Linked DNA regions of Homo sapiens: region 2 is linked to region 1. Evidence: chromatin loops called from intact Hi-C (ENCODE). Cell type or tissue: endothelial cell of umbilical vein. All regions are shown on one strand. Links, peaks and the distances in the headings refer to the core of each region. The heading gives the core; the rest is flanking DNA.

The links. Hi-C counts contacts between places; a loop is a spot of excess contacts. Peaks named below come from ENCODE experiments on the same cell type or tissue, not always from the same donor. Only the 100,000 strongest peaks of a DNase experiment are listed, where the experiment ranks them.
Region 2: it touches region 1 in a loop (3-fold over the local background); 1 of 110 quality-filtered maps calls a loop at or near these places.

Annotation. Positions count from the first base shown.
Region 1 is chr11:103,034,829-103,037,758 of GRCh38, reverse strand. No RefSeq gene overlaps it. Among named protein-coding and RNA genes, the nearest start is that of DCUN1D5, 56 kb to the left of the region's middle. In endothelial cell of umbilical vein, for the core only: a CTCF peak has its summit at 1,601; a DNase peak (open chromatin) is centred at 1,558; H3K27ac peaks cover 447 bases.
Region 2 is chr11:102,913,286-102,916,215 of GRCh38, reverse strand. No RefSeq gene overlaps it. Among named protein-coding and RNA genes, the nearest start is that of MMP12, 40 kb to the right of the region's middle. In endothelial cell of umbilical vein, for the core only: a CTCF peak has its summit at 1,274 (motif pointing left); a DNase peak (open chromatin) is centred at 1,275.

The DNA of each region.
Region 1 (2,930 bases), core at 182-2,681:
CACATTAATTTATATTTAATTCATCTTACTGGTTTTAGCCCATTATTCCCATCCATTGAGATTTTCTTGACTTCTTATTTTGATCTACCAATGTCTAACTATTTCCACAAGTTCTATGACATCTGCAAAATAGTAAGCAAGTTCTTGCTGGCATTAGCCACATTATTGGTAAAAATGGTGAATAAGATTAAGGCTTTGGAAGTATCTTTTCTTCTCACTAAAGATTTTTCTTTAAGCTAGATTATTATTGTCATAGTTAATGAACAGCCTATCACAGTTATTGGTGACAGCCCTGCTTCTTCCTAATAGATTGTGAGACCACAGTTTGATCTTCTTAGTATCTCTAAGGCTTAACATAGTGCCTGACAAATATTTGCTGCTTAATAAGAGTTTATAATTGAAGAATGAATGAATGAACTGACATATGTCTATTAATTAATATGCTTTGAACATGATTATTTAACTAGATACATGGCTCATATAATTTAGCCAACATCCAACTTACATTTTCTTTTTTATTTTCATAAGGATATTTACTAAGATTTTGTCATATTTGTCCTAAATCTCTGGAAGCATTCCCTTGATCTACTGATTTAATAACCATTATAGAAGAAAAGCAGATACACTAATATGACTTGTTTTTAGTGAAATCATCCATACTTACTTTTATTTAACACCTATTTCTTTCCTGGATTATTCCTATACTTTTTATGTAATTACTTTCTCTAAACGTTTGCTTCATGACCTCCTAATTACCATGTGTTCCTCCCCATGGGATGTACATTTGTGCAAGTATCTCTCTTCCATCATCATCTTCTCCTTCTTTGCTTCCCATTTTGCTCCTTTCCCTGCTCAATCAATCTTTTTAAGTTAAACAGTTTATTCAGATGCATTATTGAGAATAGGCTCCTCTTTATCTTTAGTTCTCCTGTTCTTATTCAGTTGCTTTCCTACCTTACTTCTTCCTGTTTTTGTACCAAAGTTGAATAAAAGTATAAGTATGTTGAATAAAATTTTGAGCTCCAAGATTTTATTTTATTAAAAAAAAACACAGAAAGAAACATATTTTCTCTCTACCTAAGCAGCACAAAATCTCTCCAACCAATAAAATTACATTTTACTTAAATTCCATTGACAAATGAGTAGGTCAGTTATCCCCAAATGCAGACCCTTTTCCTTCTAGAGAATTTATTGCAACAGAGATCTCTGTAGGGATCTTTCTGAATAATGATGACTTGTGATATTTTATGTCTTCTGTGTTTCTCAGGAGGCTTAGGAGAACATTCTGTTGTCATTCCAAACTCTATTGTATTTACCATCAGCATTTAATTCTTGAGTCGTAGTTTGGGTTTTGTCACAAGAGAGGGCAGGTTTGTCTTAGGCTGGTTTTCTGGTAGTAGAGTTAAATGAGGCCATTGATCAGCATTTATGTTTAGCTTAAGGAAATGTCATCATCTTGTTTGCTTAAACCATAAACACAATCCTCAGCTATTTCCTGTAAAATTTTGCTAACTAGTAATATCTTCTGTAGTGGAAAATATGTGTCATTCTCTTAAAGGCTGTTAAGAACGGAAGTGTGTCCTTGAAAAATTCATATGTTGAATGACTCCCCCATGTGGCTGTATTGAAGATGACACCTAAGGTTGGAACTCTTATCTCATAGAATTGGTGTCCTTATAATAAGAAGAGGAAGAGACCCAGTGTTCTCTCTCCACCATGTGAGGACAAGGCGACAATGTGGCCATCTGCAAGTTGGAAAGAGAGTCCTCCTCAGAACTGGACCCAACTAACGTCCTGATCTCAGACTTCCAGCCTGCAGACTGTGAAAAAATAAATTTTTGTTGTTTTAAGACACAAAGTCTGTGGCTTTTGTTATGGCAGCTCAAGCTGACTAATTCAATGGCTTAATGGTATCTTCATCTGAAAGTAATTAGTAGCTGCATTTCTTCATATGAATTCATAAACTTTACCATAAGTCTGTCAGTCCAAGGGTACCATTAATAGTATGTCATGTTTTGCTCCACATGCCAGCCTTTCTAATAGTTTATCCAAAATTATAATACCTTTTATATTTGGGGTGCTGCTTTTTCTTTTTCCAGTTAAGAAATGTATGAATTTACACTTAGAAAATTGGCTTACTTCATCTGATGTTTTTCAAAGGACAAGATGTAATCTCTGAGTCTTCAATTAATAGAAAAAAAATGTGTGAATCATAAAATCCAAAAAATAATGTTAAGAGAGTCTTTAATTGCAGCCCTGTGAGTTCTACCTCAACCAGTAACTAAATTAATGGGTGATGTACCACTGTGTCTACTACTACTACTACTACCACTGTGATCAGTCAGTGACCTGATCACTCCACAGATGTGAAGTTCTGTACTTCCCCTCAGATACCTCTGAAGCTTTGTTAAGTTCATTTATCAGTTTTTCCTCCTTGAGTGCAGGATCTGTGAAAGGTATTTGTAAAACAATCAAAGTATCTCAGACTCAACAATGCCTCTAACCTTGGAAAATTAATGTAACCTACTAATTTGTGAATGTTAAAAAGTTAATCTTTTGATATCAGTGTAATAAGCTTTAAAAGATGAATAACACTGTCCTTTTCATAGTTATTATAGTTTTCATTAAGATTAAAATAATATAGGTAAAGGTAATTAATTTAAAATATAATAAATTCACACAAAAGGAGAAGCATGAATAAAAAGACTTAACTATATGGCTATAAACAACATGAAAAGGTAAATGGCAAGTTAGGCCAAATATTGGTGACAGGTAGGACAGACAAAGGGTAATTTAAAACATAAAATACAGACATTGCAACAAATACCTAAATGCAAAAATACTATAAATACAGAAAAAAATTAACTATCATTTATATTTTTTAAATTAATTAATTTATTTTTATTTTCTTATTGTTATTTCTTGAAACA
Region 2 (2,930 bases), core at 214-2,713, 120 kb after region 1:
AGAGTCTCTTATATATTTTGGATATTAATCCCTTATCAGATATATGGTTTGCAAATATTTTCTCCCATTCCATAAGTTGACTCTGTTGATGGCTTCCTTTGCTACACAGAAGCATTTTAGTTTGATGGTGTCTCACTCGTCTATTTTTACTTTTGTTGCCTGTGGTTTTAGGGTCATATCCAAGAAATCAATGTCAAGACCAATGTTATCAAGGTTTTTCCCTATGTCTCCTTCTAGAGTTTTTGTAGTTTCAGGTCATATATATATGTCTTTAATCCATTTTGAGTTGATTTTTGTGTATGGTATAAGATAAGGGTCTAATTACATTTTTTGCATGTGAATAATGTTTTCTCATTTTTAAAAGTTGAGTATTGAAATCTCCCACTGTTATTGTACTGCTATTTCCCTATTCACTTCTATCAATGTTTGCTACATATAATTGGGTCCTTGGATGTTGGTTGCATGTATGTTTATAGCTGTTTATCTTGCTGGTGAATTCACCTTTTTATCAATAAATAATGTCCTTCTTTGTCTTTTGTCATGATTTTTGACTTAAAGTCTATTTTATCTGTCTTTGAGTTCACTGATTCTTTCTTCTGCTTGACTAAGTCTGCTGTCGAACCCCTTATCTTAATTTGTTGGGCTACTATAACAAAACACCTTAGACTGTGTTGCTCATAAACAACAGAAATTTGTTTCTCAAAGTTCTGGAAATCGAGAAGTCCAACATCAAGGTGCCAGCAGATTTGGTGCCTGGTGAGGGCCCACTTTCTTCATAGAGGAAGATCTTTCCACTGTAACTTCACATTGTATTCTGCAGCTCCAGAATTTTTGTTTGGATCTTTTTTATATTTTCTCTTTGTTGACATTCTCATTTTGTTCATGTATCACTTTCTTGAGCTCTTTAAGCATCTTTATAACATCTTGACTTTTTTCAGGCAACTCATATACCTCTGTTTCTTTAGGATCATTTTTTGGAGGTTTATTTTGTTCCTTTGATTGGGCCAGGCTTTCTGTTTCTTTGTATGCCTTGTAACTGTGTTGGGATCTACACATTTGAAAAAACAGCCACCTCTCCCAGTCTTTATGGGCTGACTTTGAACAGGAAAATACCCTCACCAATTATCCCAGCTAGAGATTCTGGGGGTCTCTCAAACTTTTTCTGTGGGTGCATTATCTCTGTCTTTGAGCACATAAATTCTGAATTAGAGGGATTTGCCAGTTTATTTTTGGAGGAGCTCACGATCTCTTGCTCCCTCTGGTGTCTGTCTGCAACACTGAAGATTTTCTGGAGCTGCTTCAAGCTGCCCCATTCTGTTTTGGCTTTAGCAACCTCCAGGCTTCTAGCATATTCCAGGTCCTGTCAGTGCTGTGAGACTAGGGATACAGAAACCAGTGTCTTGGGCAGCTCCCAGAATAGTTGGAACATGGACATACATGGAATTCTTCTCTTTCTACCCCAACGAGGAGGCTATGGAGCTGTGTTGGCCTCTATCTGCTATACCACAGGTCCTCCTAAGCAGTATCAAGCTGCCCAATTCTTTTGTTGTCAGTGGTCCCTACATCTCTATATTGTCAGGTCCTGTCAGTGCTCTGAGACAGGTGAGACAGAAACCAATCCCTTGGCAGCTCCCTGAAAAACTAGAACATTGAACACATGCTCCAGTAATTTTCCTCCCCAGGGAAAAGCCAGGAGTTGGTGGTTTTCTCCTACTTATTTTACAATGAGCCAGGAGGAGCAAGTACATCAAGTGAGTGCTGCAAATCTTCACCTTTGTTCTTAGCAGCCTTCAACCTGACACTCTTTCCTGTCTGCACTTAGATTCAGGCAAGACAGAAACCAGTCCCTTGACCAGCCCCCTAAAGAGTCTGAATGTTGGATGTACTGTCTAGCCTTCTCTTTCCCTCCGCAAGCAGAAGACAGTAGCTAGAAGTTTTCTTTTGATAATTCACACTGAAATGGGAGAAAGGACTATGGTGAGTGAGTGCCATGAGTTTTTCTACTGGCTTTAGTGAGGCTGGTTTTGCCTTCCCTTGAAGTGCAGGAACCTCCTAACTTGTTTCTGGTTTTCTTATAAAGGGAATTGATTTATGTATTCTTGTTGATTCAGTGTCTCCCCGCAGGGAAGTAGAGTCTGGCCCTTCCTATTCTGCTATCTTGCTGACATAACCCCTTAGATGGTTTATATTTTGTGGTTTGCATCTTAATTTGCCAACACTCAGCAAAGTATAAATTTTACTGTATGAAAATTATACATATTTTACTGTATGAAAATTATACATAATTATGTATGTAAATTATACTTCAATGAATATGACTTAAAATAAACTAATAAAAAAATTAATGTAACAAAAAGTTTAAAAAAATCCAAACAACGATATAACCTAAACTCTCCTGGATATTCTCCCTTGATACCCAGCAATTTATGTATCATTAAGTTCCATTTAGAATACGGCTTTGTATCGATAAAATTTTCTTTTCTTTATATTTTTTTGGTAGAGATAGGATCTTCGCCATATTAGCCAGGCTGGTCTTGTACTCCTGGACTCAAGCAATCTGTTCACCTCGGCTTCCCAAAGTGTTGAGATTACAGGCGTGAGCCACTAAAATAGGCCAAAATTTTCGAATGTATGGTCTGTGCTTACCTCTGGTTTAAATTTTTTTTCTTTCTATTCTCAAGTATGATTTTAACCAAATTCTAAAATTTTCAATACCATGGAGAAGATATCATACAGGGTTCATCATTTCTAAATAAAAAGTAAATTTCATTCTACATTCATCACTGCATTCTCAGTGCCTGAAAAATGTCTGGTACATAATAACGTTCAGTAATTTTAAAAAATATATAAATGAATAGAATGTCCTTTGACAATTCACTGTCAAAGTGGTTAAGAAAATTAGGCTTCAGAGTTAGCTCCTGTTTTTGAAT